Regions from separate parts of the Mus musculus genome. Here region 2 is linked to region 1. The links are chromatin contacts, found by Hi-C or POLR2A ChIA-PET in ENCODE. All regions are on one chromosome and are shown on one strand. The core of a region is the stretch at or near the end of the contact, and the rest is flanking DNA. Distances in the headings are between cores, read along the strand shown.

Region 1 (6,769 bases), core at 625-3,124:
CTAGATTGCCTCTTCCCAGGATACCATGTCCACTCCCTGCCACTCCCTCATCGTGGCCTCATCCCTTCCTTCTCCCTCTGCCTCATCTGGTTTCTCTGTCCTGCCATTCTATTGCTCCTCCAGTCTCCCCCTGACCCATCTCCCCTTCCTCTCACCTGCCCAGTTGTCTTTGCCTCCCACCCGCATCTTACGGCCCCCTTATCCAGTTCCCATCCCATCTCCTTCAACCAGATACCTGTTCAGTCCTCATACTGCGGGCTCCACACCCCCTTCCTTGCCCCTCTGCCCAACTCCTCTTTTCACCCTAGCTCCTTTTTCTATTTTAAACTCAAATTCCTTTGCACTTGGGAGTTCATGTGGAACAATGGGAAAAGAAGGGTTGTTAAGAATATGCAGAACTTGCCCCCCACCCCCAAAGACCCAGTCCCCTTTCCTGCCCTATTCTGGGGCCTAGGTACTCCAAGCCTCAGTTTACAGTTCCAACTGCTCTTCATGGCCTCATAGATATCTAAATCCGGTCCTGAGAACTGGCGAAGAATAAGGTGAGAGAATTTTCTCAAGCCTTTGTCACCAAATCTCCCAAGAACCCCCTCCCCCTCTTCACCCCCAGATTACCCCCATCCACCCCCCCCCCCCGCTCCCTCCAGCACAGATGGGCCTGGGAGACAGTAACGTGGGCGCCAAGCTCGGTGTCTGCTGGAGCGGCGGCTTCCGCTGGCGACCGCCTCCGCAGGCCCGCCTGCTCCGAGTATCGGGGACACTGGGGCTGAGATTTAATGATTTACTAGGGGGCTGGGGGGCCAGAGATGACAGTGCATGAGGGTGCTAAGAAAGAGGATCATGAAAAGCTGAGGTAAAAGATTAAAGGGGGAACTATGAGCTATGAGATTGCAGACTATGGAAGCAGGGAATTGAATTAAGAATTAAGACAAAAGGCGGGAGATGGAGGGGGAAGTAAAAAGATACAGAACAGGGCAGAAATTTGGTGTGAGGGAAGACCAGGTATCACAGGGGGTAAGAAAAAGGACGGGGGGGGGGGGCGGGCAGCGAGGAGAAGATGGAAGGTTAGTTTATAACGAGGTTGAACTGGACACTGTGGACTCCAAGTGGCTGAGAAGCCACTGCTCCTAAGCGAGCCGCTGTGAAAGGACTGAAGATGGAGGGCATCTGGACAGAGACTCAGGAAGGTGTTACCAGTTACTAGCGCAGAGGATAATCACAGGGGCACTTAGAATCTCAGCTCTATCCGGCTCTGTTTTGTGTTACAGTTAAACCATGGCAGGTCAATCCCAGGTCAAGACAAGGGAAAGCTAAACCAGGCCAGGTCAAGTTGGATCACAATCTGATAGAAGACGAGTAAGAAGGGATGAGCTTTGGATACTGATCCAGAGCCTTTGCCTCTCCTTCGACTCGAAAGAATGCCTGGTGTCACCAACAACTGATGAGTGCAGCTTTCCTAATAGGTTGTCTTTGAGGTTGCACTCGTTCCAGAAGGTTCTCCCTGGACTCAGGCGGTGGCTAGAATGTCTCACCTTCTCATACTGGAGACTGGACTAATATAGTTGCCCACACTGGCTTGGGTCGAAATCACAGGGACCAGCCAATAAAATCAAAGGGCGCCTGGAGTTGCCTCCCTATGTTCTTTTCACCAATAACACGACGAGATGGAGAAGAGGTGTGGTTGATTGATCCCAGAGGGCACCAATCACACCCACACCAATCACTGCCCGGAATGTGTGCGCGTGTGGCCGGGTGACAGGGGCGGAGAAGAGGTGGCTATCACCCGGACGCTCGTTGAGAGGTATCCAATCACAGAAGAGTCTGAGCTGAGTGACGGATAGACCGGGCAATGGGAAGCGCGGAGGCGGAGCCGTGGGGGCGGGCTCCCGGTCCCGCTGTCTGCGGCCGGCGGGCAGGCGACTCCTGTCCCGAGTGGAGGCGGCGGAGCCGGAGCCGGGGGAGGGGGCAGCGGCTGATAGAAGGACCGCGGCGGCGCCCGCAGCTCCTCACCGGTGAGGGCGCTGAGCGAGGACTCGGGGGTCCCGGGAGTGGGGCGTCGAGAAGAGAGGTCCTGGTATGGGGGGTTGGGACACCGTGGGCCCATAGTCTCCTCTGTCGTAGGGGTGAGGGGCCTGGGAGCTCGGGGTCTGCCAGGTGCTGGGTATCTGCGACAAGGGTCGGGTTGGGTCGGGTCGGATTGGGTTGCGCCGGGCGGAGGCGTTTCTGAGCAGGCCAGCCAGCCAGCTGGGGTGACATCACCGACCCCCCTCCCCCGCGCGAACCCCCTTCCTTCCTCTCCCTGCCGCGCCTTTTGTCCGGGCCAGGCTCGGCTCTGCCCCGCCCCTCCCCGCCCATCTGCGGGGGAGGAGACTCCCCGTCAGTGACTTCATTGAGTAGGTTCTTGGGGATTGGGCTTGGGTCCTCCCCAGAGAGGCGAGAGGAGCTCACTGACTCTCAGGCCCTCACTATCACACCTGTCACAGGTACACACGCTGCCACTCAACAACTACACACTGTCACTGCCAGCCTCACTGTCACACAGCCGAACAGGCGCTCACATCATTCAGCCAGACACTGCTGCACCTGAGAGCAGGTGGCCACTGGATCCTCTCTCTGCACTCTACACCTGGGGACCGGGTCCAGCTCCCTGGGCACGATACAGGCCTTGCTGGGTCACGGCCTCTGGGAATCTGAGGAGGTGGCTTCCAGAGCTACAGCGTCCCAAGCAGGCTCCGGTGGAGCGATCAGAGGTGAGGGGCTTGGCTGGGCATGTTTAAGCGCACAGTGCTGTCCTGCCCACCCCCAGCAGCACCCCCACTGCAGGCTCGAGGAGCTTTCCGGAGCTTCCCACACTTCTGGGGAGAAGACTTCTTAGCCAGCTTGATGTTTAAAATTCAGCTGGAGCCCTTAAAACTTCGAGCGTGGACGCTGAATGGGTTTGTAAAGTTTCGGTAAGTCCCTCCTGAGAAGGGCGCTCATACCCATGCCAAGTCAGATTCTCCACATCAGCCATTCCCTGCATTGCCTCCTTCCTTCCTCCCTGTCATCCTCATCTCCCCCCGGTATGTGCATGAGTCCCCTTGACCTCACCTGTACTTTTGAATGAATTGTACCCCATGTCATTCATCTCTCTCTCAAACTCATGTTTCCACGAATATCTCCAATATTTCAGCTCTTAGGTTCTCCCTCCCAACCCATCAGTAACGTGTGGTCCACTTCAGCCTTTTCCTTTTGTCATCTCTCATCCCTGTCCGTCAGACCCTGTCTCCTCCCTGTACTTGATGGTCCCTCTTGCTATCTGTCCTCATTTTTTCTTTCATCCCTAGCTCTACCTTGACATACTCATTCTTCATCAAAGGCAGAGCCATGCCTTGGGGCTCCTTTGTCATCCTACCACGTGGCTTGTGGGGAGGGAGAGGGAAGGAGGGTGGAAAGAAGGAGGGAAAGGAGGCAGGTCCTGAGAGTTTGCCCTGTGTCTGTAGAGGCAAGAGAATTATGGGTCTAGAGCAGCTAGCAGGTGGGTGCCGGAGAGGAAGCTGGCTGTGGTGGGGAAGAGATATTGAAGGACTACAAACGGTGGGTGGGCTGGTAAGCTGGGTCACTGCCCTCTGCCTGGAAGCCGCTGGAGTTCCCTGGGCACCCTGTTGCTGCTGTTCTAGGTTTCTTCCTGTCCTGGGGGAGAGAAAGTGTGGGCTGAGGCAAAGATGGCAGACCACCCATCTCCCTCTCAGACTGCTTTTAATGCCGTTTCCGAAAATGGCTGCCCTCCTCCAGATGATCTTTCTTCTCTGCCTCCCCCAACTCTAGGCTCCCCCACAGGCGTGACATGCTGGTGTGGGGAGATGGGGGAGTACCCGCCTTTATAGTGCCTTCTCTTTGTCAGAGTGAGGTGGCTTTCAGTACCATGAGTCAACCTAGCCACCTGCAGCAGGCAGGAGCTAAGGTCACTCTCCCTGCCTATCTGGGGCCCCCTTAACTGTCACAGCCCTCACTCCTGCCAGGACGCCTTGTACACTTTACTACTGTGAGGTAGTCAGGGGCAGAAAGGCAGGCCTCAGCTCTGGCTGCCAGGACATTGTTAGAAAGACTCTGGTTCTCCCTGTTTTACAAGGGTTGGCTACACCTCAAAAAGGCTAAAGGATGGCACGTGGCCACTCCTTCATATCCCCTCCCTTCATATCCTCCTCAGGTCCACTGATGGAAGCAGGTTAAGAGTAGGAACCCTGGCTTGATGTCCTTGGGCCCCACTTAGGAGTATTAGCCTAGCATGGAGTCAGATCCTAAAATGTAAGGGTAGGTAGAGGAGGGGCTTGCAGCAAAGGGATTTAAGACATGGAGGTTAGTGTCCATGGTCTCCTGGCACCTAGGCTTTAAGAAGGCCGTTTCTCTGATGGTTTTGTTCACTGCCTTTGGTGCTTAGGCAGCGCAGACAAGCAGTCACACTTCAGTGTGTAAATACTGGGAAATGAGTAAAGGCAATGTTACCCTGGCTGGGGGAGAGAGTGTCCCCCTGCTAACGAGGGTGTTAGAAACAGCAGTTTCCAAAGGTGTGAGTCACTCTGTGATCTGAGTCACATGTGAGGCTTAGCATAGTCTGGGGGACAAGGACAGAGAGATCTGGGGTCCCCGGTGGCAGAAAAGACTCCAAACTCCCATACCCCAATTCAGCTGGCTGGAGACTGGAGCCTGTTCCCCATCCTAGGCTCCTGACCCAGCTGTCCTCAGCCCGGGCATCATGCCTGAGGTGTGGCGTAGGAGAGACTGTGAAGCTCAGGTGACCTCACTCAGTGCACTGACCTTCGCCAGCTTCTGTGTGTGTCTGTCAGTCCACAGTGCCATTTCGCTCAGAAGGGCCTCTCGGGGGTCCTCAGGCTGGCCCCAAGGGCCTGGGCCTCTGCCTAGCCCCAAGAAGTAGGCCACAATCTTCAGCCAGAAGCTGAGACGGAATCATGGAATGGTTCATGTCAGAACGGGAAGACATCATCTAGCCCAAAACTTTCATTTTACAGATGGGGAGACAGAGGCCCAGAGAATAGGCATGACCTGCTGAAGGTCACACAGGGAGTCATTTAAGGACTGCAGGATCATCAGGAGTGGGCCTGGGCTGTAGAGAGTAGGGCATCAAAGACTGGCCCTGGGCTCTTTCAGGAACAAGGAGCCCAGCACCGGTCCAGTGGCTGTGATGGGAAAAGATTATTACAAGATTCTTGGGATCCCGTCTGGGGCCAATGAGGATGAGATCAAGAAGGCCTATCGGAAGATGGCCTTGAAGTACCACCCAGACAAGAACAAAGAGCCCAACGCCGAGGAGAAGTTTAAGGAGATTGCTGAGGCCTACGATGTGCTGAGTGACCCTAAGAAGCGGAGCCTGTACGACCAGTATGGTGAGGAAGGTAAGGAGACAGAGCACCAGACCCCGTTTGTCTGGAGCCCTGGGTGAGCCCTGGTTCTCGGAGCAGCAGCAGCGTTGAGGGAGGCAAGTTCCCTCACTTACCTGGCCCCGACTCACTCTCCTCCCCACCACACTCTTCTCCCTCCCTCATCCCCTTCTGGCCCTAGAGAGGCCTGGACACTGTGCCAGAGGCCTCCCCCTCCCCCCACCTTCTTCCCTTCCCAGCCTTATTAGTCCTGCCTGAAGTGCCCGCTGCTTCATTGGCTGATCAGAAAGGTTGGGGAGAGAGAGAGAGCCTGTGACTCTCTGAGGACGGCATTTACATTCATCAGCATAAAAAGTCTGGCCCCTGACTAGCCAGCCAGCGAATTAACTCCTAGAGTTCTGAGTGGAACCGGTTATTGCCACCCCCCCCAACCCCCCTTAGGATGGCAGAGGAAGTGGCAGGGGTCCAGGAGTGGAAGGGGAGATGTTGCTGGCATCTTACCCTCTCCCTAGGGCAGCTGGTGGCCCTGCACAGGGAGGGCAGCAGGAAAGGCCCAAATAAAGTCCCTGGGAGGGTGGCTCCTCCCAGCACATCCCACAGGCATGATGCAGCTGCTAATTCTGGGCCTGCCCCTCGGGGCGCCTGCCACCCGCCAGCCATGGGCACCTGTCAGGCTATATTAAGAGACATTGTCACAGCTGAGGACTCTCCTTACTGGGAAGAACTGTCCTTCCTCCTAACGACATCCTCCGCTCTTTCATTGTCCCCTTCGCTTTCCCCAGTCTACCCTCAGAATGAACCAGGCTAAATGACATGTACTATTCCTGATTAAGTGCAGGGGCTCAAGAGAATGTTCTTTGTGTCACCTCTTCATGTTGTGTCCTGCTCATCTCTGCCTCTCTCCTCCCTGTGCCCCATCTTCCCGACCCCCCCGCCGACCCCCCCGCACCCCCACCCCCGCTTTAGTCTCCATGCTGCGAGCTCATCCCATTTTTCCCTGATTATTCCCAGACTTGTCAATTCTCAGAGAGACCAGGCACCTGCTCAAATCCCCAGCATCCTCCCAGCTAAGTTGGGAGGATGGGAAGTATTGGGAGTGGGAAAGAAGGAAGCAGTGCGGGCACCACACCCCCGTGTGGCCAGTCTCAGAACTGCATTCGCTCCTGCCCTTAGCCCAACCTTTGATAGGAAGATGGGAGAAGCTACCCAGAAACTTCCTCCCCCACCTCAATCGGGACAAAGCCCAAGTGAAGGCAACACTCAGACTCGGACCCTAAGCCTAGACACTGAGTTCTGGGGTAGATCAAGTGCACTGTGACCCAGGGAAAACCTCTGAGACTGAAGGAAGGAGAAGTAGCCTTGAGAAGTCAGTTATATTGCCGTCCACCCTG
Region 2 (6,761 bases), core at 1,179-3,678, 76 kb after region 1:
TCTGGCTAAGTTTCTTGGCCATTTCAGGGTGGTGAGGGCCGTGCTTGTGACCACAGTGATCCACACCCAGGAAGTGAGCGATCAGCACATCCCACGAACCGCCGTCCACTGTGGAGGGGAGAACACTGAGCACAGGGCGGTGAAGCCCACGCCTCCCTCCATCAGGCTTTGATGTTCCTCTGCACCCAGTGGTATAAGCCCCAGGCTGCTGGACCCAGAGTCTGCAGACTAAAGGAACCCTCCACAGCTCCTGGGGTCAGTGAGGGACTGAGCGCTTCTTACTCACGGGTAGGATAGAGGTGTTCCAAGATGCCGTTATCCACTGTGTGCAGGTCTCTGACATTGAAGGATGAGAAGAAGAAAGCTTGAGAAAAGGCTCCGGGGAAGAGGTCTCTCCAGGTATCATCTCCCATGAAGACTACACGCCTTCCTGTAGAGACAAGAGGGGAATCGGATCGATCGTATCTTGTTCATGTGAGAGCCAGAACAGGGGAGATTATAAGAGAAGACTCTAGAAAAAAACAAACAAACAAACAAACAAAACACAAAGGGCAAGGGGAGACAGCTCAGTGAGTCAAAGAGCTTGCCACCAATCCGGACCACTTGAGTTCAATACTCAGAACCCACAGGGTAGAAGGAGAAAATCAACTTCCAAAGTTGTCTTCTCACCTCCATAAGTGTACCATGTCACATCCATACGCTGTGTGTGTGTGTGTGCGTGCGCACGCACGAGCACACTCTTGAGAGTACTATCCCAACCACACATCCTGTTTTGAGACAGGTCTTACTCTACAGACCAGGCTCATCTGGAACTCAGAGATCCTCTTGCCTCTGCCTCTTGAGTGCTGGGATTAAAGACACATGCGCAATGCAGTGCCCTTGACCTGCTCTCTTCATAAGCAGTGAGTGAACATAACTTGGATCCCTCTACCCTTTTTTCTCCATCCTTGCAAATTCCTATCTTCATTTCTTCCTTAATCGGATGCTCCCACGAGTTACAAACAAACATTTTGTGCAGATTAGAAGCTTCATTGAGGACAAAAATCTCTGGGCCTTTCTACACACAAGATCCCATCTATTTCTACTCTCTGTTTCCCTACACCATAGCCAAATATACGGCTGGGTACCTGAAGTCCTGGCTCCCCAGCTTCTATAGTCCCCAGAGGCACATACTGACCTGCACTGTTGAGCTGTTGGATGACATTATCTTCCACTATAGCATGGCTGGCAAAGTTACTGCCAGCATCAATGAAAGTCGGCAGCGAGCCAGTGGTGAGAGCCTTTAGACGCTGCATGGTGGTCGTGGGGGGGTCCACCTGAGATCGGTACAGCCGGCCATGGTGGGGTTGACTCTCTAGGATCCTCTGCAAGGAACCTAATTTTCCCAGAAAAGGCACGGAGACAGGAGGTTCCCCAGGCACATGCGAGCGCTGAGGCTGGGCAAAGTCAAACCGCAGAGCGTCTATCAGTACCAAAACCACCCTGGAGAAGCGGGAAGGCATCCAGCAAGCCCCAGGCTTTCCATGACTTCCCCACGGCAAGGGACCAGGGCCTGGGAGCTCTTGGCAGCTGCTTTGATTGGTGAGCTCCAGACGAGTGAGAAGGAAGCCACTGGTGAAGAGTGCAATGCCAGCGTAGAAAAGAAAACAGACCCAGGCTAAGAAGAGGAGCACAGACACCTTCCGCATCCTGGGAGAGAAGAGAATGTTCATTGGGGTGCGAAGAAACCATGGACGTTTTGGCTCTCAAAACAATGCCCAACAACAATCACGTACTGCTATAAACTTCAGGACGTAAACAAACCATAGCTAACTCGTTGCAGCTGTTTCTACCAGTCATACCATCTGACGGTGAGAGGCTGAGACCTTGGATCTCAACCTGACGCCCAGGCTACACCTACCGATTCAGGTTCTGGGGGTGAGCACGGGAGCCTGTGCATATCCAACCGGGAGATCTAATGCTGTCAAACCACAGTCTAGGAGGAAGACTATTCCAAATGGTAGGTAGATTGTTCTCTGACAGTCCATTTCAATGGCTCTCTTCGGACTAACTCAACATTTCCAGGGTGGCAATAGACAGAAACCACACGGATTAACTGGATTGAGTAAACGGCGCCGCCTGGCGGGAACCGAGGAAACGACGGGGAGGAGTCTTGCTCCGCTTCCGGGCGGCCAGGCTCAAGAAAAAACCGAAGGAACGACGTCCCCAGGAAGCCCGGTATAAAGCCCATTGAGCTAAGCTGGGATCCAGAAGTCCCGGCAGCTCTGTCTCCTCCGGTGGGAACCCGGCCAACACCTGGACATGCTCCCTCTGATACTGGGCACCCCGGCAGTAAGCTGAGACACCCGTCCTAGGGGTGACAGTAACAGAGGTAACAGGGAGACCTTGGCTCACCTGGATCCGCGCCCGGAAGTGCAGCGGCAGGGCTCGCTGTCTGGCACCACAGAGGTGTGCAAGCCTGACAGAGCGCCCTACCAGGAGATTTGTCGCCGCCTGCCGGCACCAGCAGGGAAGTTCGACAAGAAACGTGGGGCTGAAAACTTTGATAGGAGGTTCAGTAATTCATAAATGAGGGCAAGGTCTAAGAGAGGGGGATGATGACTGGGTGTGTACAGAAGCATGAAAGAAGAAAAGCCCAGGGACCACCGAGCATTTTATTATATGTATGTTTGTACAATGCACTTTGTGCTGCAATTGCTTTTAGCCACTCAGCCCTCTCTCCAGACTCACTGTCCATTTTTGGTTGTTTTTCAACACAAGGTCTGAGTGCTGGGAACTAAACTTTGGTCTTCAGCAAGAGCAGTACATGCTCTTAATCACTGAGCCATCTTCCCAGCCCCATGCTTCAAGTTCTCACTGCTGAGACTTCCCTCCCGTGATGAACTAAAACTGTCTGGTAACTAGCTCCTTTAGATGTTCTTGTCAAGAGCACTTTTTCACAGTAACAAAAAACATAAACTAGCCGGGCAATGGTGGTGCACGCCTTTAATCCCAGCACTTGGGAGGCAGAAGCAGGCGGATTTCTGAGTTCCAGGTCAGCCTGGTCTACAAAGTGAATTCCAGGACAGCCAGGGCTCTACAGAGAAACCCTGTCTCAAAAAACCAACCAACCAACCAAACAAACAAACAAACAAACAAAAAAAAAAAACAACAAAACCCAAAAAACCTGTCTTTAAAAATACATCTAAATAAAAACTTATACATGACAGGTGGTGGTGGCAAACACCTTTAATCCCAATTGACAGAGTTTGCTTAGCATTCGCAAAAACCTGGGCTAACCCAGCCTGATTTTTAGTTAGCATTCTAGAAAACCTGGTACACTTGCACACGTCTGAGATGCCAGCACTTGGGAGGCAGAGGCAGGATCCTCTTAACCACCAAGATCGTCCTCGACACCACAGCTCCTCTGGGGCCAGCCTGGGATAAAGGAGACACTGTCTCAAAACAGTAACCACCTAAAAATCAGCGGTGGCAAACACTCACTGAAGGCATCACTCTCAAGGCAGAGGCGGGCGGATCTCTCTGAGTTCCAGCTTGGTCCACAGAGCTTGTTCTAGCCAAGGCTGCACTGAGAACCCTGTCTTGAAAACATGAAATGAGTAAGCTGGCAGAGTATGGCAGCACTCGGGAGGTATAGGCAGGTTAGGTCACATGCATTTAATCAGCCTGGGCTACACACGGTGACCCTTGCTCTAGAAAACAAAAAAGTGGGTTATCTGTATGGTATGTGAGTTTTATCTCAGTAGGAAAAAACAACTTTTATCTTCTTAGTAAATGTGTGGCACCTACCTATAGGGGTCCTACAAATTTACACGTAAGTCCCTCTTCCCCCTTTAAATACATCTAGTTGCTGCTGCTTTGCTTCTGGTAACCGTTCAGCCACAGCACAGCAGTTTCTTTGCTCTTGTGTTCATAAGCCAGGTATGCTCTGCCAATGGGCATCTGAATGGGTCTCTCTCTCCTCCTTCATGTCTGAGCTCAAGTATAATTTTCAGCGAGGTTTCCTGGAACTCTCAACTTGTCGGTTCACCAGAGCACTTTGAACTTACAGTGGATCCAACTCAGGCCATTCGGCTTGTACTGCAGGAGGCTTTTACTCACAGAGCCACCTTACCAGCCTGGCTTATGACTTTTTATCACGCTCTGCTTCCTTGTATTGCCACCCTGACTTGGATTCTGTGAAAGCAGACACCTCTGGGGTTCAGTTCTGTTATTGCTGCTTTGAGACAGGGTCCCACTAAGTACTTAAAGTTGGCCTTGATCTCACAGTCCGTTAGTCTGCATCACCACAGCCATCTCTCAACTGCTTTTGTAAACCCTAGTTTATTAATAGCTTAATAGTCTACACCCTCTGCCCTTTAAGACCGCCATACCATAAGGGCAAGCTGTCCTTTCCCGTGTGTCCCCAAGCCCCTGCACCACTGTGCAGCTGGCAGTTCAGCAGACCATGCCTCAATCCCCGTACAGCCGAGGTTTCTCTTGACGACAGGATGACTTCACTTCACATGAAGTGAATCCTTGTCACGCGTGGAGAATCAACTCCTCACACCGACCTGGACTGAAGGGTGGAAGTGGACGGCCAAAGACGACCCGAGTGGCTTTCCTAACTTCATCCCCCAATCAATGAGGACAGTTTCCCATTTGCCACTGGTCACTTTATTACATGATTAGTAAGTTCAAATAAAAAAATAAAAACTAAAATTTGGCCGGGAGGCTGGAACCAGAATCTTTTTTGAGAGCAGCTCCCGGCCCCTAGACTCCCTGGCCGAGTCATCTCTACTAACTGAGCTTGACTCTACCCAGTTCTTCAATACTCGTGTCTGTAGCCTGGACATCTCTTCTGCTCTGGCTGGAGTTCTGGGCTCCGGGCACTGGGGCTTTGGTGAGAGCCCCATAGACACCCATGGCCTAAAGAGAAAGACCAGAGAGAAAGAGCCGTTAAGAACCATTTGAAGCTTTGTCCCAAAACACAAAGGGGCCGGTCAACTCTTGGTTTTTCTTTCTTTTTCCCTTCCTTCTTTTCTTTTTTGAGACACAGTTTCTCTGTGTAGTCCTAGCTGTCCTAGAACTCACTCTGTAGACCAGGGTGGCCTTGAACTCACAAAACTCTGCTTGCCTGTGGACTAAAGCTATGTGCCACCAACACCTGGCTTTAGTTTTTCCTTTTTCTTTATCATCTTTCTCCTATTTTTCTTTCTTCTTCTTCCTTCCTTCTTCCTTTTCTTCTTCTCTTCTTCTCCCTCCTCCTCCTCTTTTTTTTGTTGAGACAAGTTTGCATTGTGTAGCCTGACTAGCTTCTAACTGTGAACTTCCTACATCTCCTCCTGAGTGTTGGTATTACAGGATTGCACTGTCACACCCAGCCCCTTGGTTTTTCTTATCCTTCAAGCCTCAGTTTTCTGAGCCTTGCAAACAATTCTAAGTCTCTTACATCAAACCATCAAAGCAGGGCGGCTCCCAACACTGACACAGGAATCTGCAGGAGTTAGTGGAAACCTTCATTCTTAGCTCCTGACACTGTTATTGTATGCTTATCTTCAAAGAGCTCTAACCTGAGCCACCATACTCGTGACGTCGCTGGGATTGGAGGGCAGTAGCACTGTGTTGGAATCCTTGGCCAGTTTGGAGAATGCGCTGACATACTGCTCAGCCACAGTGAGCGAAGCTGCTGCATCTCCATTCTGTAGCCACAGTGCATAAAAATCAGAGGTCAGAGATTTGGGGAGAAAAGAGAAAGGTTACGTTCCTGGAAAAGGGGCTATACAAATCCTAACACAAAGCTCACATAATCTGGCTTAATGGAGCCACGCTGTCAGGAACTCCCCATAAGGATAGAAGAGAAAAGCCCTTCTACTGTCTATTCCCACCCCACCCACACCCATCAGCCTCTCACATGTTGAGTCAGAGCCCCAGCCAGAATTCGAATCGCTTCGGCTTTAGCCTTGGCCTTGGCCAGAACTGCACTGGCTTCTCCTAAAAGAAAAAACAAAAAAACCAAACACAGTAGTTTGACCCATGCAATTAGAGAAGCCCAAAGCCTCTGTCCCAGCCGTTATCTTTAAAGCCCTGGGCCCTGCTCCTCCCTCTGCCTCTCACCCACTGCTCACCTGCCGCCTGATTTATCTGTTCAGCCTTTTCTGCTTCGGAGGCCAGAATCTGGGCCTGTTTCTTCCCCTCTGCCACATTAATAGCTGACTCTCGTGTCCCTTCGGACTCTAGAACTGTGGCCCGCTTCCGGCGCTCTGCCTCTACCTGAAAGCCCCAATGACCCCCATCAAAAAGAAGGCAGGAGAATCTCTAACCAGGACTTACATACAACTCTATCTCCCACAATAGGGGATTCTAGTCCCAGTGGAACTGGAGTAACCCAATCTGTTTCCCTACCTGCATCTGCATAGACTCTTTCACTCGAGGTGGCACATGGATGTCCTTGATCTCGTATCGCAGGCATCGGATACCCCAGCAGTCTGCAGCCTGGTTGATGGCATCCACAATGTTGGCATTCAGGGACTCACGCTCCTAGATGAACAGAACTTGTGAGCAGCACAAGTCAGTGTCTCTATCAAAAGCCTAAACTGGGAAGGCCCCTGGCTAACCTTGCTCCCCAGGAAAGAGTCAACAGTTTATGCACTTAAGCCCTTACTCCAGCCCAGATCCGCTTACCCGAAAAACTTTGTCCAGAGAGAGTTTGCCAAGCTCTGATCTCATAGTCGTCTGAGCTAACTGGGTGACAGCATACTCTGGGTCTTCCACACCGTAAC

Evidence for each region. A loop is a pair of places that touch in the nucleus more often than their neighbours do. ChIA-PET counts read pairs that join two places held with the same protein, here RNA polymerase II (POLR2A).
Region 2: a map of T-helper 2 cell shows a loop between it and region 1 (2.6-fold over the local background). The contact joins the promoter of Pigo here to the promoter of Dnajb5 in region 1. A Hi-C loop is called at or near these places in 1 of 37 maps with a recorded cell type or tissue (T-helper 2 cell). POLR2A ChIA-PET finds 5 or more read pairs at or near these places in 1 of 5 experiments (Patski).

The regions. Positions count from the first base shown.
Region 1 is chr4:42,947,993-42,954,761 of GRCm38, forward strand. It overlaps Dnajb5 (DnaJ heat shock protein family (Hsp40) member B5), which reads left to right and starts at 1,875. Exons shown (of 5, transcript NM_001355438.1): 1 at 1,875-2,012; 2 at 2,484-2,951; 3 at 5,149-5,393. The coding sequence starts at 2,770.
Region 2 is chr4:43,023,386-43,030,146 of GRCm38, forward strand. Pigo (phosphatidylinositol glycan anchor biosynthesis, class O) reads right to left here and starts at 2,429. Exons shown (of 11, transcript NM_001305386.1): 1 at 2,395-2,429; 2 at 1,178-1,689; 3 at 287-430; 4 at 1-108. The coding sequence starts at 1,688. It overlaps Stoml2 (stomatin (Epb7.2)-like 2), which reads right to left. Exons shown (of 10, transcript NM_023231.2): 5 at 6,664-6,761; 6 at 6,385-6,519; 7 at 6,108-6,252; 8 at 5,894-5,973; 9 at 5,553-5,681; 10 at 4,305-4,908. The coding sequence ends at 4,780.